3 separate regions of the Mus musculus genome follow, and regions 1 and 3 are each linked to region 2. Evidence: chromatin loops called from intact Hi-C (ENCODE). Cell type or tissue: left cerebral cortex. All regions are shown on one strand. Region 1 overlaps Trdmt1 (tRNA aspartic acid methyltransferase 1). Region 2 overlaps Cubn (cubilin (intrinsic factor-cobalamin receptor)). Region 3 holds the start of Trdmt1 (tRNA aspartic acid methyltransferase 1).

Region 1 (8,000 bases), 120 kb after region 2:
AAGTTATGATGGAACACAGGAAAATAACACTAATGATAATTTTTACACTTACAAAGTCTTTATGAGTTTTGACTTTGTTTAGTTTAGTGAAAAGTGACATCGGGAGAAGCAGAGACCTGAAAATGGACACGAAGATGACCTGCATTATAAACTCAATAGGCATAGGAGTCCTAAGTAGTTACTGAGAAGAAACTGGCAGACTGAGATTCATCCACAAGTAAACAGTAATATCCGTAGCAACAACAATACCTGTCCAGGGGCCTGGAAGGGGAAAGGCTCTGACTGAAGCTTTGCAATGAGAAAATATCGGAGCCTCGAGTTTGGAATGCCTAGCTGCAAGCAACAGAGAAAAGCTAGTTACCAAATGAAATGTGGGGGACTTCAATCATCTTCAGCTCCTAGCACAGAGACTCAGAGAGACATGCACATAGGTTCTGCCAAAGCAATTTTATAATAATAATAAAAACATTAAACTCAAATATAGCTATTCTTGGCTACTGTTACTTTACTTTTAAAGAGGAGAATTTAGTCTAGAAGAGACACTGATATAACAACTTATATATTAATATTTTAAACTAGATTTTCTTTTCATTTGTAGATAAAGAACTATATGATACAGCTAATGATGACAAGAAGCCAAAAGGAACAATGGCACTTACAAAATCAGCCTTTCACAACACAAGTGTTTTGATGTCTTACATGAAATGGAGGCATGCGTGCAACCAAATGTCACGGAGCAGAAGGGAATTATAATATGTCCACTTTGCTTTCAATCTTGGATTACTTTGAGCATTAATGAATACAAGACACCCAATTTTACATGTAAAAATTCCATATAGTTTCAAACCCTACAATCGTTTATTTTCCAAAAAGAAAAATCATGAGATTTAATGAACCTATCTTATGTACAAGCAAATCAACAAGTATGCACTATGTTCTTCAGAAAGTAAGATCCATGACTGAGCTAGTTTGACACTTATATGAAATATTAAAAATAGATTTATTTTGTTTATTATATCAAATTCTCTTAAACGATACTTATATAAATAAATTGTGGTACCTACAGAAGAAGGAGACAATAGAAACTCTTGATACTGAAAGCCACAGGCTTCTATTGTTTGTATCAGCAGCCCTCTGGAAAGAGAAAAAGAGTCAAAGCAAAAAGCGGCCAGCCTTGCTTAGAAATGGCATTCTTATGTAACACTTAATCATCAGTAAAACCCGACTGTACTCAAGCCATTTAGACACACGGCTTCTAAGTCATTACTTGCGAAACTGCATGTTAATAAAAAGATAAGAGAAGAATCTCTAGTACACGTAAATAAAGCTGCCAGACAATGTGACCAATTGCTGAAAGCTTAACTTGTTAATTAATCAGATCTGGAACTGAAACGACAGCTTCCCAGGGTCCATAAGACAGGAACAGTTACAAGTAACAGTGACTAAAGGACTCGGGTAGATGTAGATACCGTTTTTTCCACACAGGCTACTATCAGATGAAACCCTGCCTCTGGCTGTCTCTCTCATCTAAGTAGGATGCTAAGTTCTCATTGTGAGGCTGCTCTTAATTAAAACATTTCTACCTAGAAATACTTGATACTAAAATCAGTACTCCTTCTGGAAGATTAAAATAAGAACAGAACAAGATTTTGTAATATTTTATATTATTGGTAAAAATCACACTAATTAATAAAGCCTATCTTATAAAATGTTTGAATATACACTTATTATTAAGATCTTTATCTTACAATGGTGCCTATTATAAAATATAGTAAGTCTAAAACATTTGCAAGACAAACATATTTTTTACCTTGTAGAAGATACTTCAAAACCTTTGACATTTTCTAAGAGAATATACTTGGGTAATTTTTGTAATCTAAAAAAACAAAAACAAACAGAAATACAAATACTGAATTACAAAGAAATAAAAAGAAAATCACAACTTGTGAGAAATGGGATTTATAAATAATTTTCTCTATTTTTTTAAAAATGAATTTTAACTATTTTATTTATTTTTCTCGACATGCTATATACTTGAAAAAGTTCACACTTGAAGAGTTAATTCCATTGGAACACATCTCAAAATATGGGCTTGCATAGGGCTCTGCACTGCAAAACACAAAGGGCAGTCATTCAGCCTCCGGGGCCGTGGTCACTAACACTGGGAACATGTGCAGTGACTACTACCAACGAGCAAAGGCAACAGAATTGAGCTGGCTACTGACAGTTCTGTCACTCACTATGGAGGCAAGCATGAAACTGCGAAACATTTCATGTTATTTTTATTAGTTGTGGTAAAAAAAAAAAAAAGGTGCATGTGATAACCACTAATGTCTACAAAATGACAAACACTACATTCTTCATACCCTCAACTGCAAACCTAAGGTAAGTGTACAAGAATCTACTGTTTACCTTGGGAGAATATCTAGAATATACAAGAAGCTAGTTGTCCTTGGATCGGTCATATCCCCCTGTAGGCCAATTCTAAAAAAGCAAAGAAATCACAAGAGTTTATAAAAAATTGTATGTAATGATATCAAAAAGACTTAGCCAGTTAAGAGAATTTAAATTAGTTGATCGTCACCATAAGAAAGAAAAGACAGGAAAGTAGCTGATTGGGTGGGCAGCAATCTGGAGCAGATGACAACGGTGATAAGCACCATGCAAGCACACTAAGCAATGGGAAATGCCCAGATAATCCTGTCGGGTGTAAACAGACCCTTGATCTCAGGGTTTTACTTTACAAGCAGGAATTGCAGCTAGGGCCAGCACATGTAAACAGGAGGCACTGGGCTAGCAAACAAGTCGTACAAAGGTTCACAGTGTGGTCAAGGTTCAAGTAGGAAGGAACCCTTAGATTGGGTCTGAACAACAGGAACAGAGGATCAGGTTTTTAAACTTAATGCTTAGTAGCTTCATGCTCCTAAGCTAGGTAACACTGCTGTCACTTTCCCCATATCTGACACCAAGGCGAAATCTACCAGTGAGTCTGAGGCTTATTAGCTGGGGAGTAAACTGGATTTAAACTGATTCCTCAGAAATCAGTTTTTATATTCTGTCCCTTTCCACTCAGAGTTCAGATAACAACTCCAGTCAGTTAGTGCCTGGCATCACATCAACAGCTGGAACTAGGCTTACAGTGAAGATGCTGAGCCCACTGAAACAGTATATATACTCGGGCTGCATTCTATTTTATACACACTAGGCCACACCCTCCCATATGCTCAAACCCACCCTCATATGGAATGCCATCTGTCATCGCTGATAAAACTCCTACTCTCTGTTCAGACACAGCTCTAATCATGCCTCTGGAAGAACTTCCCTTTCTGGGCATGATGCACGCCATTTTATCCTCTATGTTCTCATGGTACTCCCAGAGTTCTTACAGTACCAAATGTCACAATTTATATAATACTAATTTATGAGTCATCCCTTTCAACTGTAAACTCTGAACATTAGCAATGACAGCATCAAACACATTGCATGGCATACAAGCACAATAAACCCTCAAAAAGATAAGCTTCCTGAAGTTCAAAGATGTTAAAAAGTAACACAAGAATATTTTCTTGAATCAAAATATTTATCATATAACACTCCAGTTAGTCATATTAATACAAAGTATATAAATGATTAATAAATAATGGCTCTGACATTGTTTAACTGTACAGTCATGAGAAAGTTAACCTATCTATGCCTCAGTTTCTCACTTTCAAAATAATAATAACAATAAGACCCTATTACTATAGCCTCTTAAAATAATTTATACTATTAAATAGTGAAAATGATCTAGGTTTAATTTAAGACACAGTTCTTGTTAAAAATATTAAATTTGAAATGAGAAATTATAATGTGACTATGAAAAATCTGAATTATAATATTAATTTTGAGAAATACACAAATTGTAAATGTATGCTAAAATTTTTCACAAATTACTTACATATAAAATATTTCTTAAGGGAATTCTGTTTCACTGATCAGAATTAGCTATGAATTCAAGAGGTGAAAAATTTAAAGTGAGTAACATAATCTGAAAGAAAATAAATGTACCTTAGATATACCTATAACATAGCATTACGTATTTACTGTTGATCAAATTATTTTGCTATTCTGACTGTAACTGCGGATTCCTATGCTCGATGATGAATTATCAATATCTAAAATGAAGGGATATATTTACAGAGCATTTTAAAGCTTTGAAAGTGCAGAAGATGGCCTAGTCAACCATCAATGGGAGAAGAGGCCCTTGGTCTTGGGAAGATTCTATGCCCCAGTACAAGGGAATGCCAGGGCCAGGAAGCAGGAGTAGGTGGGTTGGGGAGCAGGGTGGGGGGAGGGGATAGGGAGCTTTGGGGATAGCATTTGAAATGTAAATGAAGAAAATATCTAATAAAAAAATTGTAAAAACAAAAAGTGCAGCTTAAGCTTTTAAAGTTCTTTGATTTTCCCTTCTCCTTTCTTTCCTCTTTTTATCTCCCTTTTGGTGAGGGTGAGATATGTGTCATAATTTAAACCCAGGGCCTCAACGCATGCTGGGCAAGAATTTACTTAGCTGTATTTTCAGCCCATATACTCTTCCCAAAGAGAAAAACACTTATTACACATACCTTGTGAATGGCTGGCATGGAGGGCTCATTAAAATCATATTGAAAGATAGCTTGTCAAAGTCTTCCAGTGAAATACCCTAAGAAAGAAACATTTGAAAGAAAAAACAGACAGAATGAAGAGAAGACTAGACAGAACTAAAGCCATCAGAGATCACAGTTTCCATACCACAGCACAGCTTTACAACGCAGCTTCAGTTACACTAGCCTCCGTCCAAAGCAACTTTGTGAAGAAGCTGTGCGGCTGTGCGGAGGCACAGTGACTTCGTCCACAGCACTAATTCCTCTGTGAAGACTCAGGTGTAATGCTGTCGTTTTTGGACTCGACCATGTAGAACTTATTTTGTAATCAACTATATTGGGAAAGGTCTGGGGATCTTTAAGTGCCCATCTATTAATATGCTTCTCTGTTCAGTGAGTGTGTAGTGATGAGTAGCTGCACTCTTGTCTAGTGCTCTCTGCTGATTTACTAGCAAATCAAAAGGCCTCATGTTCAGATACCAGCAAGTAGTTTATTGTTTTGTCCTTAGCACAAGGAACTTCAAATGATTATACACAGGAGTAATTAAAATAACACCTAACTTGTTCCTTTTACACATGCATATAAAACGCATATATGTGTACACAGATCAGAAGATAAACAATGAGAACACATGTCAGGGATTTGCCAATACTCCTTAAGCAGTCTTGGCCAGAAATGTAGAAAGAATAGACCAGCATAGCAACCTCTATAATTTTTATGACAAATCTCTAACAAGTTTGTGTAAATTGGTAAAGCAGGAAATTTCTGAAGAGTGAGTTGACCTGGGAATGAGTCAGCTGTCTCTGTTAAGTTAGTGACATACACAAGGGCAGAAAATAACATGGATCTTGAGGAAGTACTCATTTTTTCTAATTTTATTACAAGAGATTAAAATGTTCAGAAAAAGTCAGGCAGTGGTGGCACACGCCTTTAATCCCAGCACTCAGGAGGCAGAGGCAGGCAGATTTCTGAGTTCGAGAGCAGCCTGGTCTACAGAGTGAGTTTCAGCACAGCCAGGGCTACACAGAGAAACCCTGTCTTGAAAAACCAAAAAAAAAAAAAAAAAAAAAAAAAAAAAAAAAAAAAAGGGGGGTGGGGGCAGAGGGGGCTGTAGAGATGGCTCAACAGTTAACAGCACTGACTGCTCTTCCAGAGGTCCTGAATTCAATTCCCAGCAACCACATGGTGGCTCACAGTCATCTCTAATGGGATCCGATGCCCTCTTCTGGTGTGTGTCTGAAGACAGCTGCAATGTACTCATATAAATAATAAATAAATCTTTAAAAGGACAGATGGATCCTGCTGCAATGATAATGAAATGTGTTCAGAAAAAGACACCAAATTTTATGAATGCTTTCAGATGTAGTGTTCCTCTTTCCAAAACAGGTTCATTAAATAATAGCAATAAAATCTTTACTTGTAATACTAGTGCATTTCTGAAAGGAAGGCCACTTTAGTCACATTACAAGCATCCTTCAGATATGCTTCTGATCAATTTGCTCACGTTTTATTTATAGCTATGAAGCCTGTACTTACAAGACAATGGTTTTCCTATCTTGTAGCATAGAACTGACAAACAATGGAAACTTCCAGCTGGCTACTTCTATCCCATCCTTCCCTGTGAAAGTATTTTATACACTATATCTACAGCAATTTGATGTCCCCTGAGGACTATACCAGGTGGCATGCTAATCTCTTGTCTGAAGTCATTTATCAGTGTCAGCTGAGTCCCTTTCATCCTTTATCCACATTTTCCTTCATCATCTGTTCACTTTATAAGTACAATATGTTCCTTCATTCAGCAATTGTACCATTTACATGGCAGTCATTGTCGTATTCAACAATGAACAAGCTCAGTGAAGTGTCTGCTTGTGAAATCTATACACTAGTCACTAGTGATTTTCCTCTTGTTAGCTAGATAAATGAACTGAGTACTCTGATTTTATCTATAGCTTTTTGACTAAGGAGTTCCACCTATATGTGATGTTTCAGCTCAACCGCAGATGATAACAGACTTCTCTGGCAGGCTTTCTGGGAAAAGCTGCCTTTTTCAAGGCCACCCTGGTACACAGCCAGAATTGTATCAACGTGTCTGAAGGGAGCTGCAGTCAAGGTCTTGCTGCCTTGGACAATCATGCTCTTAGCACAGCTATCTTCCCGGTCTCAGAGTGTCCATTCATTCTAAATGAACCCATTTCTCCATCCAGAAATTTTGCCTATCAGAAGTCACCTGCTACTGCCTGCTAGAGCCGAGGGAAGAGACTGAAGGACAATCCTCCCCACAATATCTCAGTATATAGCACACTTCCAGTCCTGGGCCTCCCACTCACCCTGGCCTCACGCCACTGCTCCCTAAGCAGGGAAACAGCCTCCACCTGACTCAAGGTAAATCCGTTCAGGGTCTCCTTAGAACCTGGCTGATACTTTCTGACCTAACCTGTATACGTTAACTGAAAAGGTCAGACTCATAGAGGCAGAATGAACTGGTTGAAAACAGTAGTTGAAGAGTACCCAGCTTCAGGTAAGGCCCAGGAGTGAGTCCAGGCAATCTATTACACAGCATGGTGATGGACACTGTACCTGAAACTGCCCAGCAGGCTCACACAAAGTAGGAATGTAGGGGAGGAATATGCCAGTCTGCTCAGTTTAACCATTTTGCTGCATCATATGTGAATATATAAAAATCACATGCCATAAATAGATATAAAAGATACTCTTCCATGGTCCTTACAAACACACACATTAACAAACTGACCCTTGTTTAAGTGAGCTGGAGGTGCCTTCCCCGGCCATTTCCCTGTGTCCAATAATTTCATGGTTACCATTAGCTATTACAACTAGCAAGGAACATAATTAAAGTTTGAGTCCTCAGCCATCTCCTGGTGCACATCTGGGATCTCAACCGTCCCAAACACACAGAGTTCCTCACCGTTTCTCTTCAAGAGTAGAGCAGAAGAATACCGAATTGTTGGAACTAAAACAGTCAGTGGATACTATATCGAGAATTAGTTGATTTGGGTTGTATCTGGTTAGATGTGCTTTAAAATATTTACATTAAATTAAAATTTTAATAAAAATTTTAATAAAATACTCAGGGATGCCACTTGCTATTTTACAGAAATTTTGGAACCTAAACATACCTAAGTTTGGAGCTGGATTAATCCAGAATTATGTAGTTTGGGTATTCTTTCTGTGAACATATTCATACTGATACCTTCACGACGAGGAGGCTATACTGACTGGCCATGATGCTTCTGAAATGCAGTTATTATCACACTTGGCACTATAATCAAGGCCACAGTTTTGTAGCTAGAGAGAGGTCATTGGCCTTAGGTGAGAACCTAGTACTCTGCTTAACTGACTCTTGGTGCGTTGTT
Region 2 (8,000 bases):
TTCATTAATGAGTGATGTGGGAAGGGGCCAGCTCACAGTGGGCAGTGCAACACCTAGGCCAGTGGTCCTGGGTACTATTAGGAAGCAGGACAAGAAAGCCATGGAAAGCAAGCCAATAAGCAACATTCCTTTGTGACTTCCTGTTCCTGCCTCCCGGTTCCACCCTTGATTTTCCTCAATGATGGACTGTGATGTGGAACTGTAGACTTAAAATGGCCCTTTCCATCTTGAGTTGCTTTTGAACATGGTGTTTTGTTGCAGTAATAAAAAGTCTGATAACACTATGTGCTGACAGAAGCCAGGAAAAGGCAATAGAATGAAAAAAGAAGAGGAAAGAAAGAAAGAGAGAGAGATAGAGGGAGAGAGAGAGGGAGAGGGAGGAGGACGGAAGGAAGGAAGGAAGGACGGAAGGAAGGAAGGAAGGAAGGAAGGACGGAAGGAAGGAAGGAAGGAAGGAAGAGAATAAGAAAATCAGAAGAGACAAGAGCCAAAGCCCTTCCCTTGAGTCTTGGGTTCTATCACCTTCTTAAGCTGGAGGTAGGTGCAAAATGAAGCCAGGCTATGCCGTAAGTACTCCCAGAATGTGCTGTGAGTGCTCCCAGGCTGTACTAGGAATGCTCCTGAATCACTGTCTAACAGCAGAGTGTTTATCTCTGTTTCAAGGTTTTCATCAATTTTATTGCGTGAAGTCTACTTTGAAACTAAATACAAAAATAAATATACTGTCACCACATACTGACTTAATAAGCAAGTCTTTCAGCCTACAGTCTTTAAACCCAAGAGATTCTAACTTTGGGTTGTGATTTAGTGACCAAAGCTGAAATTACTTGGTCTTTAACTTGCAAAACTTAAGGTAAACATTTTTGTGGCCATAAGCACCCTCTACCTGGTGGATTGTCGTACGCAGTGGGTAGCAGGGAGCTGGGGACCATAGTTGATTCTACACAGGTCATTATATATTATAATACATTATAGCGCATTCTTTTTCTCTCCAGCTCAACAAGGTTAAGAGCTGTGGAATTTTAAATGATGTAGATGGTATATTTTCTTCCTTCTAATGGGATCTTCTACACTAAAGAAGAGCCCCTAAATGCCAGAAGCCAGTGGTGGTACATTGTGTGTGGGACTGGGCCAGGTAGATAGACAAGGAAGATGGGTTTGTGGAAACACTGATAAATGATAACTAAATGTTGTTATCCTTTGGAAAGAATGGAATGATGCATTACAATAAACACCAAGTAGACATATTTGAAAATACTTAAATACAATGTGAAATAAATTAACGAATTAATTACTTCACACCAATACTTCTACTAGAGAGGGGGAGGACCATCCACCCAGCTCCTTCAGTTTTATGTGCTTTTAACATTTATATTTAATTAAATCACATTTTTTGTTTGTTTAACTTCTCACACGGATGGCTAATGCACCTCCACAGTTCATTCCCGAGTAAACTCACCATGCAAAAAGTAACAGTCACCATAGAAACCAGCGGTGGCTTACCAGTCACCATAGAAACCAGCAGTGGCTTGCTGGTCTTGATTCTGTTTTCAAGACAGAATGTTAACCACAGGACATTCCAGCTGTGACTCATAGGCATGACCAGAAAGCTTGCTGGTTTGAATCTGGTAAAACTATGATTTCTTCTGCTTTCAGCAAGCCTGAGATCTACTCCACAGAACCATCGAGAAGTTCTGAACGCTCTTAAAGAAACAAGAACCTACAGATGAGATTTTATCACCTTGAATATGAATTCTAGTTTGTGTCACTGCAGGTCTTTTTAAAAATAAAATACTTGAAATGATTCTCACTTTGCCATGTTGGCCATCATTTCAAATGTGATACTGTGTATCATAAGGCCTTTTGTGTTCAGTCTAGTCAGTTTGACTCTTAGGAACACAATTCATGTGTGATGTTTGTAATTCAAGTGTCCCTCACCCTCACCCTAACAAAAACATCTCAGCCCTTATCAGGACACACAGGGAAGGAGTTTATTGTCCAGGCTACACTTCCTAAAATGCTGGGCTGCTTGGTTACATCCTGTGTGTTTGACAATCTGGTACAAACACAGAAACCATAGTAACTTCAGATTTCAATTACAATATGAAACAATTCATAGGCCCCTCTCAATATTAAGGGCCCCCCAAAAGCAGATGATATAAAATTAAAGACACATGCAGTATGTTAGCAACTGACAGAGAAGGCCCAATTATTGTGATATTAACAGTTCTGTTTGTCTGTTATTCTTAGTGTGTTTGATTATGATATTTGTGTAGGTATGCAAGGTATGCAAGGTTATGCATGTGTGTGGAAGTCAGAAAACAATTCCCAGCAATGTGTTTTCTCTTTCTACCATGTGGGTTCTGGGGATTGAACTCAGCTCACCAGGTATGCACAGCAAGTGCTTTTTATCTGCTGAGCCTTCTCACTGGCCCAGTGAGATAGGTTTGGTTTTGTTTTGTTTGTTTTTAATTTGTACCATTGTATGTTTATATGTGTTAATGGTTAATATATGTGTTATGGGGTCCTGTATGTATACGTGCATATCTAGAAGTCAGAGGATAATGTTCAAGAATTAATTCTCCCCTTTACCACAGTATCTAGGAATCAAACACAAACTCCCAGTCTTGCATCACAAGTGCTTTCACTTGCTAAACCATCTCTCTAGCCCTGGAGATTAAAGTATGCTGGCATTTAGACACCGTGGAACACACCTTTAATCCTAGCACTCAGGAGGCAGAGGTAGGTGGATCTCTATGAGTCTGAGATTAGCCTGAGTTCCAGGACAGCCAGGGCTATGTCGAGACACCCTGTCTTTATTAAAAAAAAAAAAAGAAAAAAGAAAAAAAAAAAAACAATTAACCAACCAAAAAGCTAGGTGGGCTCCTTTGCATCACTGGAAATCAGAGTCTTAGTGAGCAGAGCCTTGTGTAACATGTTTTCTGACTTGGGCCCCAGCAGGTTGTCCCTTTACTAAACCCTTTTCAATTTTTTCTTTTTTGATTCTGGAGTTCAAACCTAGAATCTTACCACTGCTAGGCACCTACTGTAGGCACCACTGAGCTACAACCACAATCCAAAGTATTGTTTTTCTGTTCTTGAAGCATGTCTAGAAGTAAACCTCATTTTCTCAATCACAGAAGGTCAGTCATAAGACATGGAAGGCAAATTAAGCCTTTCTTGTATGATGCCATTAAACACAGGAATTTTTCATTACATCCTATTATATATAGAATGCTTGGAAACTTCCAAGGAATACTACTTCAACTCTTTTTTTTTTTATGTGACTGAAATAACTTAACTTAAACCTGGGCTGGTGAGATGGCTCAATGGGTAAGAGGACCCGACTGCTCTTCCAAAGGTCCGGAGTTCAAATCCCAGCAACCACATGGTGGCTCACAACCATCCATAACAAGATTTGACGCCCTCTTCTGGTGTGTCTGAAGACAGCTACAGTGTACTTACATATAATAAATAAATAAATAAATAAATAAATAAATAAATAAATAAATAAATAAATAAATAAGTAAAACTTAAACCCTTAAGGTACAGCAAAGATTCCCCTATCTTTATTAAAAAGTGAAACTGTAGTCAATAAAATGAAGCTGATTAAGACCCTGGGCAGGAGTTCTTGGATGGGCTCTTTGAAGTCAAGTGTCAATGATGGAAGAGCAACCAAGTCATTTTCTTGTCAAGGCATTTCTTGTGTGGGTAGAGTTGGGCTTAGCACACAGTCTTGTAGAAGTTACTTAACTTTTTGAATCTGAACTCTTTATGAATACGTAATTTTGGTATCACTTGGCACTTACAGCCTTGTGGCAAATGAGAAAACTACATGGAGACAAGGTAGAGCGTGTTTGAAAAGTTCTTTTAACTTTTGGTCTGATATAAAGGGAACACTACTTTTTTTTTTTTTCACTAAAGAAACCACCCAGAAGTAGCTTTGTGCAATGAAATATGAGTCTAGACAGCTGAGTCTGACTCATGTTTAACTCTTTACAGAATGATCACTGGTTGAGCAGGCAGGGAAGAAGTGACTCAAGCCTGGAGATGGAGTGCCCTTGCTTGCTTACTTGCATCCCGTTGCTGTGGTAACCTTGGTTTGAGTTGTGACTGCAGCCATTCCTCACATTCTGGGTGAGAGCCAGATGCAAATCACCCTTAGTGAGGGGAGGGAAATTAAGTCTATGTGTGGGAGGTGAAGAAGTGTGGTCCATCATGACAGAGGACAGCATAAGAGAGAGGACACCAGAAGGTGCTGAGGCTAGCATGATGAGATGAGAAGGGCCTGGATGAGCAGAAGGGGATATGCTTTTCCTTAGTTTAGTGGCCTTGCTTCTCACTGTCCTTCCATGCTGTGGCTCCTGCTGCTTATGCCCTGGAACTCAAGAGGGCAGGAGGTGCTGAATTCTTGAAACACCTGTTTATTCCTCCCCCGAAAACCACAACTGCAGAATGCCTATGGCACTGACTCATTATCTTTCCAGGGCTGTAGATGAAGCCATGGTATTGTGTAGGCTGGGAAGGTACACCACCTCTGAGTTCACCCCAAGCACAAAAGCAATCCTTATGGATGTTGTTAAGTTTTACATACACTATCTTGGTAAGCGTGACCTTTATAGGTCACTTTAAAATTTAAAGGTTTTGGAATGTTTCTGCAATTCTGCCAAATTAGAATTGTAGAGTAGAATACTGATACACAGTTGTCATTAGGAACAGGAAAAAGCCCAGGGCTTGCAGAATCTGTTGTTGAACTGCAGAAAGTAAAGGAGCCAAATATTGCTGAAGGTTGAGAATGTGTGATACACATGCGACAGTGCTCCACCATGGCTCTGTGGGGCCTTGGTGCCTCTCCCCACTAAACATGCAGCCACTCACTCCTGGCACACTGGCATCGGGGACTCCCACACACGTCCTCACTACAGGAAAAGCCACAATGCCACGTGCTATCAGGGTGGAGCAGGGCATGTGAACTGCCCATCTAAAGTCAACGGTTACTCATAATGCCAGGGTTTGCATGTGAGTGGCAAACCAGCAGATGACCACATTCTGAGTTACCCTGAGTTATTTTGTACCACTTTGAATTAGAGGTTTATCTCCAATCCAGATGGCTTAGTGGCCTCTCTGTGGACTGGCTGCTCTCAGTCTGCTCTTGTTGCCTGTATGGTTTTAAGTACTGCTTTCTATGGATCACTTATATCAGAAGGCACAAAGGCTGATTTAGATTATTTTTTGTTGTGCTTTGTTTTATTTATTTTTTTAATCAATGCATAAACATGCATGCAAGCTAACATTTACCTACAAAGATGTTTATCTAGAAAGGGCGCTAACTGTCTCACAGCAGCTGCAATGTGGCAACCACATGTGAACTTGGACAGTAACACATATAATAGATACGCTCCATAGAAAAATGTCATTACAGGGTAGAATGCATGGAATAATCTGTGAATATTAAAATAAAATAAGCATAAAAAGGAGAACAGGCAATGAATACCACTAAATATTATTGGAAGCAGTGGAACTTAACTTTTTTTTTGTTTTGTTACCTCTAGGCTTTTCTATGTTTTCTCAATCTCCTGCAGTGACTATGTGTTCTTTTTTGATTAGTTAAGTCTATTTTAAATACATTATCTCTGTAGAACTATTCACATCATAACATAAATATGTCTTAGTAATGTTTGCCATATTAGAATTACAAACTCCTCTAGGTTTCCAGTCACTCAGCTGGCCCACTAAAATGTTCTGCTATTTCCATATCTCTTTTCTGTGTTTAGAATCAAACATCAACATTTGTCTTAAAATGTTGTTACAGAAAGTAATCTGTTCCAGCGTTATTTTCAAGCCATTTAATCCTGAGCATATCCTTTTTCATGGTAACTATTATTAATTATTCTAATTCTTTATTAAAATGAAGTCTTTAGAAGTCCATGGACTTCTATAAATATTGAATTTTATGATCATTGATGGAGCAGTGAATAACTTGTCCCTCCCCAGGGAGGAGGGAAAGACTTTGAGAGCCAAACACACTCTCCTGTGGATACATATGGTTAGTTCCATAGGCTATAGCCTTCAATTGTCCTGTCATAGTAAAACACTAAATGCTTTAAACATATATTATTGTGCCTTCCAATGGCCTGAGCATCTGCTGCAGATGGAAAAGCTTAGTTCATAGAACAAATTAAAATTATGGAACCTTGAGCCATAGAGACCTAGAGTGCTTTTGCCTGCCTCTTCTTCCAGGTTGCCAGAAGAAAGAGTAAGCCTGCTAAGTAAGAACTAAAATTAAAGTGTTTTCACATGTTTTAATGTATAAAAAGGAAGCAGAAGGGAGCTGTGAACAGTGGCCCCCAATATAGATCAAATAGATATGAAAATGCAGTGATTATTCTGCAAGCCAACTTTAAAAGCTAATATATGTATGTTTGTATGTATGCATGTATGTATGTATGCATGTATGTATGCATGCATGTGTGTATGCATGTGGGTATATAATGTCTCTAATGCTGCAATTGGAAATCTTCCCCATTTAAAAAGTTAAACCAGAATTCCTAACTAAGATTTATGATATTTAAAACTTAACCTTGTGACCAGCATTTCCTACCAGTGCAGTGTGCCTGTATGCATGATCCTCCCTGTGCAGTCTGCATGCACCCATGGTCCTCCCTTTGCAGTGTGCCTGTACCCATGGTCCTCCCTGTGCAGTGTGCCTGTACCCATGGTCCTCTCTTTGCAGTGTGCCTGCACCCATGGTCCTCCCTGTGCAGTGTACTCACAAGCATTGATAGTAGATGCCTCTGGACTTTTCTGCTTTGGGCTTAAGTATGGGAGGAAGAGAGGTGGAAAGTTGTGGGAAATAATGTCAAACTTTGTGCATGTAAAGGGATTTTTAAGTGGCTTAACGGTAGTTTGGGAAATTGTGGTAGGTTTTGTTCTTATTCATCTGAATCCTATGCTTCAAGTTCGAGAGGCTATGAGGAGCAGAGACCAGAGCTCTTTTGAACCAAAGGCTGGTTGTTTGAAGGCTGCAGCTCTGCATCATTTTATATAGCAAACTAGTCAGTTGAAAATTCTTCATCGTGAGGATGGTCAGAAAAGGGCAACGATTTTCTTTTCTTCTCCCAAAGACAGGGGTCTTAGGTAGCCAGTCTGATTGTAAATGGATCCTCCTGCCTCAACCTCTAAAGTGCTGTGATGTGTGTGTGTGTGTGTGTGTGTGTGTGTGTGTGTGTGTACCACCACTCTCTGTCTGAAAAGAATTTTGATCGCCTAAAAAATAAAGAATTCATATATTTTTATAATTTAAAAAAAATCGCCGGGAAGTGGTGGCACACACCTTTAATCCCAGCACTTAGGAGGCAGAGACAGGAGGATTTCTGAGTTCAAGGCCAGCATGGTCTACAGAGTGAGTTCCAGAACACAGCCAGGGCTACACAGAGAAACCCTGTCTGGAAAAACAAAACAAAACAAAAAAATCACATTTTACCCAGACAATTTTGGAGTCAACATCTTGTCTAAGATGCATCTTGGACTGCTTAATGACGTAAGAGAGATCAGCTTCATTGCTATACTTTTCAAAATTCTGAATGTGGATTATCCTAGTAGAAAGCTATATTCTCCCAGCTGGTATGGAGACAAAACTAAATGTCTGGCCTATAGAATGCACTTAAACTCACTTGTGAGTGGCAGGTGCTCTACTGTAAGCAGGGCTATTAGCAGACAGCTAACGTTGTGGAAGCCCACTTCCTCTAAAGGACTGTTCCAGGAAACATGACTCATCTGCTCAGGAAATGAGCAAGGAGGCGCGCCCTGATCAAAGAGTCAAACCCACTGTGGCTCACACACACAAAACCTCTTCTGCTTCTCTGCTTTGTTCTAACCAGGAAGGGAGCTTTTAATTACCAGGCTTCAGACAGAGAAGCTCTGTGGCTTTTGGAAGAAGGCTGAGAGGCAGAAGGAAGGAGCTGTGCTGTTCACACATGGGGACACTCTGTGTACAACTC
Region 3 (8,000 bases), 130 kb after region 2:
CTTCCCTCAGATCAGCAGAGAAAGGCCATTTGAGAGTCACTTTTGCCAGGGCCACAGAGTGAGGCAGACATTACCCTTGGTCCTTAGACATAACCTGGAGGGTTAAGGAGTGTTGATTTCCCAGGGCAAGCACTGCCCTAAAAACTGTGTTTCTCAATAGAGGTGCTGAAATTAAGAACTAAGCTATAGCAGCTCCTCCGCGGATGGGGCTCCATGATGGCCAACAGCAGGGAGATTCCATATTTGCATGGTCTGACATGATACACTTAGCCTGTGGCCAGCACAACTGAGGAACTGAATTTCTAACTCCATCTTAATTTAAATCTAAATAGCTGCATGTGGCTGGTGGCATCTGTGCTGAGCTTATAGTCACCCGGCTCATCAATACAAGTCCCAGTCCCAGTCAGCACTGTACAGTGGGGAAACAGTGGAAGAGAACCTCATGTTGAAATCCTCACAAGCTACAGAGCATTGGGAAATGTACTCATCCTCGTGACTTCAACTTCCTCATTAATGAAATGGATATGTAAAATAGTTCCCATAAAGGGCTCCTATGAAAAATAAATGAAGTCAATAAAATATCTAGCAACAGGAGATACTCAGTAATTATTAAAATTTCCACTCACTACTTAGCATTTATCTGAAATACTGTAAGTTACAACAAAATGGTGATGGTGGTTTAACTTTTATCAATATTAAAGCTAGGAGATTAGACCAATGAGAAATTTCAGAAGTATTTTTTTAAAGTTTTAGAGTAGCAAAGGCAGGAAGCCTCAGAAGAGTAAGGAGAAGGCTTTAACCTCCATTAAAAACAGTAAGGAAACTGACTAAAATGTGACCTAAGAACAGACCAAGAAATGAAGGATTTTCCTGGCCTTGCTATCAGCCCACGGGGTGACAAGAGGGAACAGGGATGGGCGAGGCAATCCTGTCCCTCCCTCCCCAGTATGAATTGCGTGTCTGTCTAACTTGCAGAAAGGTAGTCCAAACAAAAAAACTTCTCAAGATACTTCCTGTCCCAGTACTTAATGAGTGTTTAGGTAAAGAGGGTGAATCTTCAGACCATCTTTCATGATCTGTCATCTTCGACCCAGACCTCAGTGTTAGTTTTTTGTTAGAAGCAGAAAACTACTGCAAGAGGAAGACTCCTTTACTTTGTTCTCTATTCGCTTTTTCTAACTGTATTGTTATCTACATGGTGGGGTGGGAGGGCTCAGGAGTGGTTTACTTGGTAACAGTGCGTGCTCTGAAGCCAGGAGGTCCTGAGTCCAAATCACTAGCTTTCACAGAAAAACCCAGGATGGCTGTGCATTCTCCCAATCCACAAGGAGTAAAACTGAGACCTACCCAAAAACAAAAACAAAAACAAAAACAAAAAAACAAAACAAAACAAAAAAAACAAAAAAACCACTAATTCCTGGTGACATGATGAATCAGTATTTTAAGTTCTACACAAAAATTTACAGGTAGCTTTAAATGAGTTTATATTTACAACTTTAATGCCAACCAGTCTGTGATGAGTTTTGTCATTTGCAGAAAACACTTCTACTAGTCAGTCAGGTGACTGCACACTAACACATCTTTGCTTCTATGAAGAAACGCATTTCAAACGTCAGCTTCAGAAGCAGACAATAGCAATGCAGCACCCTGAGTCATCAAGTGCTGCAAACAAAAAATATATCTAAATCAACATTCCGCAGGTGTCCTGAGGTAAGAAGGAAGGATTCCTCAACTCTGCATGCAGGAACACTTCTTACAGCGACTCTATTAACTACTCCTACACGCAGATCCTAAATACAGTAAACAGAGAGACGGCTGTTTGTAAATGGCATCCCCAGGATTTTTTATGAAACATGTAATATTTTCAGCTCTATGGTCTACAAATTTTCTGGTTATTAGGCCTAGTTATCTGGAAATGTGCACTAAAGAAAAATGTGGACAAGTGGGTAGATACACATGTAAACTACATGTGTGTATGGGAACAGATATATTTAAAAGACAATCCACATCTATTAGTACAAAGTAAAAACCATGCTGTTCTCTGACCAAGCTAATTACAAAAGATCTTGTTGAGTCATGCCCAACAGTTGCAAGTGTCTCTGTGTGGTTTACACAGACACCAGGGAAGACGGCATGTTGTCAAAGCTATCTTCATAATGAAATTTGGAGGAGATGCAAACTTTGCTTCTTTGCATTATTCAATTTCTTAAAGATAATAAGGGTGACCTGCTTCTTGGTTTGTCTGTCTGTCTGTCTGTCTGTCTGTTTTATTGGGTCTAATTGGTTTTGGAGACAGGGCACCACCATGAAGCCCACACTGCCTTACACTTCAGATCCTCCCAACTCAGATTCTAAGTTCTGGGATAACAGGCATGCCTCACCAGGACCCCAGAGAGTTACTACTTTTACAATCAGTACAAGTCAAACTTCAAATAACTTTTCTTGTATGTGAATAAAAGGATTCAATATTCTTTTTGTAATGAGACTGAGAAATAACAGGAAAATATCAAAGATGAATAACCAAGGATACTCCATAAACCACAACTGTTAGGCTGTGAGCACACATATGACTCAAAGAAAACAAAAACAAAATAAGAGTTAAAGTTCTTTACAGAAAGAAAAGCAATTAGCACATGCCCCAAAATGCAATGCTTACATGAAGAATTCAAGGGAAATGAACTATTTAAATAATGAATAAGTAATACAAACACATGATACAGCTGATTCTGTATGTGTCACTTGTAAATTTACTTTGTGGAAACAGAACTAGTTGGTAAATGTCCCACCATTATAAAATAGTTACAATGTTCTTTGCTGGTATTTCTCAATAATTAATAATTTTACAATGCTTGACATATTCAGGTAAAAGTCAGTGAAAACTATGAGAGGACAATTAACAGTATTCTAACTCTAGTTAATTATCAAAAACTATCACAAAAATTTAATTATAGGGGATGGAGAGATGGCTCAGTGGTTAAGACCACTTATTGCTCTTCCAGAAAAACCCCCAGTTCAGTTCCTAGCACCTATGTTGGGTGGCTCACAACTACCTGTAACTCCAGCTCCAGAGAATCTAACAGTCTTTTATGGTCTTGTCCAGTGCTTACACACAGACAAACATATACACATATATAGATACATATATAGTATGTGTTATATAATATATACATATATGATAATGTAATATATAATTACATAATGTGTATATATACATATACACATATGGCATAGATAATACATGGCATCATTCATAAAGATCTCCCAAACTAACATGAAAATCCTGTTTGAATGTGTCATTCTGAGTCCAGTTTGCTTAACAGTTCATTCTTTTTGGAAGCATATACCTTTCATTGATATTAACGTAGAATTTCAACCACTACACTATAAATGTTATAAAGTTAGCATAATTATTACCTGATTTTTAATCACTGAGAAAGATTAAAGTGAAACCAGTTAACTAGGAAAAAAAAAGAGGATATTACTTAATATAATTATACTTCCTTCATCTTTTTCTTAACTCTTACAATGCATGTCCATCTCACAGATAAGGCATGTACACTTAGAAATGCTAAATAACTTTCAAATTTTCACACAAGCATTATGAGTCAACCATCACTCATCTGACTTCAAAATAAAGGCAGGCTTTTATCTCTCAAAGAAACTGACAGCACTTGAAGGCCAGGCAGCTTCAAACATTTATCAATTTCTTCCAAAGGTTATTTTAAACAATATATAATAACTTTCTATAGCTTTACAATTTATAACAATAAGTGCATACATGTGTCCATGCACACAGAGACCACAACAGGATGCTGGGTGTCCTCCTCCATTACTCTCTGTGTTAATGCTTTGAGACAAGGTCCCCTAAAGAGGTAGACACCATTTCCATCTGAGCAGTGAGCTCTCAGAGTCTACCTCTACAATGCTATGGCTGCAGTACATGTAACTATGTCTAGAGTCTTACATGGGTGCTTGGGTTTAAACTGCAGTACATGTAACTATGCCTAGAGTCTTACATGGGTCCTTGGGTTTAAACTGCAGTACATGTAACTATGCCTAGAGTCTGACATGTGTGCTTGGGTTTAAATTCAGGTCCATGCCCTCTGACTTAAAGAACAAGTGCTCTGGCCCACTCCTGGACCTATAAATATTTTTTAATTTAATTTAATGCATACTCTTTTTTTGTTTCGTTTTTTTGAGACAGGGTTTCTCTGTGTAGCTCTGGCTGTCCTGGAACTCACTCTGTAGACCAGGCTGGCCTCGAACTCAGAAATCCGCCTGCCTCTGCCTCCCGAGTACTGGGATTAAAAGCTTGTGCCACCACCGCCCAGCTTTTTTTTGTTTGTTTGGTTTTGGTTTTTTTGTAATGCATACTCTTACCACTCCCTTTTGATATATTATTGTGTCCTCATTTTATAGAAGATAATGAAACAGAAAATGTTTGGAGTTTGACCATTTTTTATGATTTATTTTCTTACTTTATGTATATGAGTACACTATTACTGTTTTCAGACACACCAGAAGAGGGCATCAGATGCCATTACAGATGGTTGTGAGCCACCATGTGGTTGCTGGGAATTGAACTCAGGACTCTGGAAGAGCAGCCAGTGCTCCTTACAGCTGAGCCATCTCTGCACTCTCAGAGTTTGCCCATTCTTAAGCATATACCCAAGAGAATACAAAGCAAGAATCCAAACAGATACTTATAGGCCAATATTCAGAGAGAGATTATTCACAATAGCAAGCAGGTTGAAAATCTTTATCTAGTAACAATGAATAAATAGACAATACTGTTATCTATACAGCAATATATTATTCAGCCATAAAAAGGAATGAGGCATTGACACATTCTACAGCACAGATGAACTTTGTAAACATTGTGTAAATTGTTAAGCTAGACATCAAAGAACAGATTATTCTACTTATGAGGTACCTAGAAGAGATAAGACCAAAGTAGAATAGAGGCTTTAATATCTTCAGGAAGAGAGGCGCTAAAATATTTTTAAGTGGGTGCAATGCTTCTGTCTGTGATGATGAAAATGTTTGAAAACTAATAATGTTTACAATTGTATGACTTCGTAAGCACACTTGCTGTTGATTAACTGTACACTGAAACACAAAATGACACATTTTATAGTGTGTATATATGTGTATACACACATTTACAACAATAAAATATTCCATTGCAAATATTATCTAGAAGTGGACAAATTAGCAGCCAATATTCTTACTACTGCTCTTCATCTAAGTTAGTGAATGGGACCAATGGTAGTAACGAAGTGTGGCTAAGAGATCTGCTAGACAGATCTAGGTTAGGCTTCTGGCTCTACCACCAAGCTAGCTTATTACAGACTCAGAACAGGTCCTGACATGTAGATGCCCTTAATAAAAGGTAAAGCCAGCTGTCACTGTTATTAATCTTTATTAGCTGCATAAATAAAGAAAAACACCAGGATGTACTACTTCCTTACAGATAAATTTAAAACCAAAGTTTATCTAACATACAAACACTAAAAAAGATTAATAATTAAATATTAATTGTTATTAATTAATATGATTAAGACCTCTTCTATAAGCAAACCTCAAACCGAAGATGTAGGGAGCTTTCGGTAACCAGAAAGTTACTTTGGATAACAGGGAAAGTATTTCTTAACAGGTCATATATTAACTAACATAAGGCAGGTTAAAAAAAAAAAAAAAGCTATCGTAGAAAAGTTTGAATTTGCAATCTCTGAGAGGCAACAGAAGCAAAAGTAAAAGTAAAGGCTAGAACTTAGGGACTTTCAAGAGTGAAGGAATACAAAAATCTTGCTCCACTTAGCTTCTTGTTACTCTAGTTAATAAAAAGAGAAGCAAAGTTTCCTTTTTGCATTTGTCTTAGTCTTAGCAACTTCAGGACAGACGTGCTTGCACATGTGCACAGACACACACACACACACACAAACACGCGCCCGCACACCCACTGTCACTTCATATCCCAAGTGCCTAAAATACAGTACTGGTCAATGGAGTTCACCAAGTAAATATTTCTGAGTTATCACAAAAGTGGGTAGAGACCAAAGAAATTACGAAGCTTCCAAACCTAAGTGACAGCAAACTAATTTCTAAGCTGCTACAGTGTGTCAAGCACATTACTGTTTTTAATTCTCCCCCTTCACACTAATACTTGTACATTTCTATCTTGAACTGCAGTTATCCCCCTGCTCCAACCCACCCCCGCCCGCTTTCGTGACTTCCTCCAAGCCCAGTGACAGCCAGTCTAGAATTTGGATCTTGGCTTTGGGCAAAGGGCTCGCCCTTGCCTTAACTTTGTCTGAAGCAACTTAGGTTCATTTGGCTGCACACGAATGCAGCCTCACAAACAGTACCATGGGGAGCCGGCCTGCTTAGGCTCCAAGGATTGGGGCCAGAGTAGGGGAGTCTCAGCCTGGAGGGGCGGACCAGGGAGGCTCACTAAAGTGGTTTCCAGGGCAACCGAGGTCGACCGCACCAGGTCCCGCCCCACCGCCCCGCCGCCCCGCCCCTCCGCGGCGCGAGAGCCGGAACCTGCGGCCCCAAGTGAATCCAAGAGAAGCTGTCTGTCCGCTCACCTCGCAGCGCGTGGTGCATGCCACCAATGCCACTGTACAGCTCCAGGACACGCAGAGGTTCCATCCTCTCGCAACCGCGACCGCGGCCTGGAAACTAGGCCTACCGGTTCTCTGCGTCTCTTACTCCCCCATGTCCGCTCCGTTCCCTTCGCTTCTGGTTCCGCGGCTTTTCAGTTCCCCCAACCCCCTGTTCCTCTAGCTGCAGATTAAGATCACAGTTTGGAGCCCGGGGGCTAGCAGGGCTAGGAAGGGGACAAAGGACAGACAAACTATTAATAAGGCCTCCCAAGTGAGAGACTGCCGCTCCTTAGCCTGATTTGTGCTTTTTCCTCCTTGTTTTGTGTTTTCTGAGGCCTTGAGTAGAGAGCTGAAACCACCCTTGGCTTTGAAGTAAATTACTGATTAGAACACAGTCTTTTTGTTTGTTTGGTTTTGGTTTTTTTGTTTGTTTGTTTTTAACTGCAGGTTCCTTTTGTTCTTTTAAAGTCTGACCTGATCAAGCAATTCTTTGAGGAATCTTGGGCACATATCTATATGCTCTCTGGTGTGCCTGTGCGAGAGTAAGAAGTTAAGTCCTACCAGGCTCTTTCCTAAAGAAAGCTCCAGAATTACAAGTACTTAAAGCCGATCCCTCTGAGCCCATTCATAATAGGGAGGATGCCTGCTATAAATGAAAATAGGACTCATCCTATTTACCCCGACACATGCTGTTTCTTTTTATTGAAAACAGATTTTCTTCTTCACATAATATATCCTGATTGCAATTCCTCCTCCTTTACTGAAGTACCCCTAGCTCCTCCCCACCCCATCAAGATCCACCCAGTTTCTGTCTCTCATTAGAAAACAAATGGGCTTCTATAACAATGAAATAAAACAAGACAACAAAAACTAACACATCGGTATTGAGCAAAGCAAACGGGGGGGGGGGGGCGGGGGGGGGCGACGGGAGACAAGAAAAGGCCCAAGAAATGGAAAACCCATTTGCACACTCATAAAAACACTTAACTGGAAACCATAATAATAAATGCAAAGAGCAGTAGGGTAAAAAGAGAGAAGAAAATATATAAATAAAATAAAATAAAATAAAATAAAATAAAATAAAATAAAATAAAACATAAGTTAAAAATTGAAGGAGGAGGAGCCCTGGCACAACATTATAAGACAAAGACTCTCCAATGATGCTATTGAGTTCATTTCCTGTTGGCCATCAACTGCTGGGCCCACGGCCTACTCTTAAGAGTAGTTTGTTTCCCCAGTGAGATTCCCTTGGAGGAAAACAAATCTTCATTTGCAGGAGGTTATCAACCAGATATTGTTCTGAATTAGGGATGGGATGTGCCCAGTTCTCCTTGCAGCTCTAGGGCCCCACACGGTGCAGGCCTGTGCATGCTGCCTCAGTCTTTTTGAGTT

What was found. Peaks named below come from ENCODE experiments on the same cell type or tissue, not always from the same donor. Only the 100,000 strongest peaks of a DNase experiment are listed, where the experiment ranks them.
Region 1: it touches region 2 in a loop (2.0-fold over the local background); 4 of 42 quality-filtered maps call a loop at or near these places.
Region 3: a loop joins it to region 2, with 2.0 times the contacts of the local background. A loop is called at or near these places in 3 of 42 quality-filtered maps.

Annotation. Positions count from the first base shown.
Region 1 is chr2:13,521,014-13,529,013 of GRCm38, forward strand. It overlaps Trdmt1 (tRNA aspartic acid methyltransferase 1), which reads right to left. Exons shown (of 11, transcript NM_010067.4): 3 at 4,605-4,681; 4 at 2,413-2,484; 5 at 1,811-1,876; 6 at 1,065-1,134; 7 at 250-333. Among named protein-coding and RNA genes, the nearest start is that of Trdmt1, 20 kb to the right of the region's middle. In left cerebral cortex, no CTCF peak of the experiment used is centred here; a DNase peak (open chromatin) is centred at 3,225; H3K27ac peaks cover 173 bases.
Region 2 is chr2:13,405,912-13,413,911 of GRCm38, forward strand. All of the region lies in intron 27 of Cubn (cubilin (intrinsic factor-cobalamin receptor)), which reads right to left. Among named protein-coding and RNA genes, the nearest start is that of Cubn, 82 kb to the right of the region's middle. In left cerebral cortex, a CTCF peak has its summit at 3,820; DNase peaks (open chromatin) are centred at 1,522, 4,094, 4,939 and 7,830; H3K27ac peaks cover 159 bases.
Region 3 is chr2:13,537,979-13,545,978 of GRCm38, forward strand. Trdmt1 (tRNA aspartic acid methyltransferase 1) reads right to left here and starts at 6,686. Exons shown (of 11, transcript NM_010067.4): 1 at 6,591-6,686. The coding sequence starts at 6,654. In left cerebral cortex, a CTCF peak has its summit at 4,527 (motif pointing right); DNase peaks (open chromatin) are centred at 6,042, 6,503, 6,699 and 7,195; H3K4me3 peaks cover 1,623 bases; H3K27ac peaks cover 1,544 bases.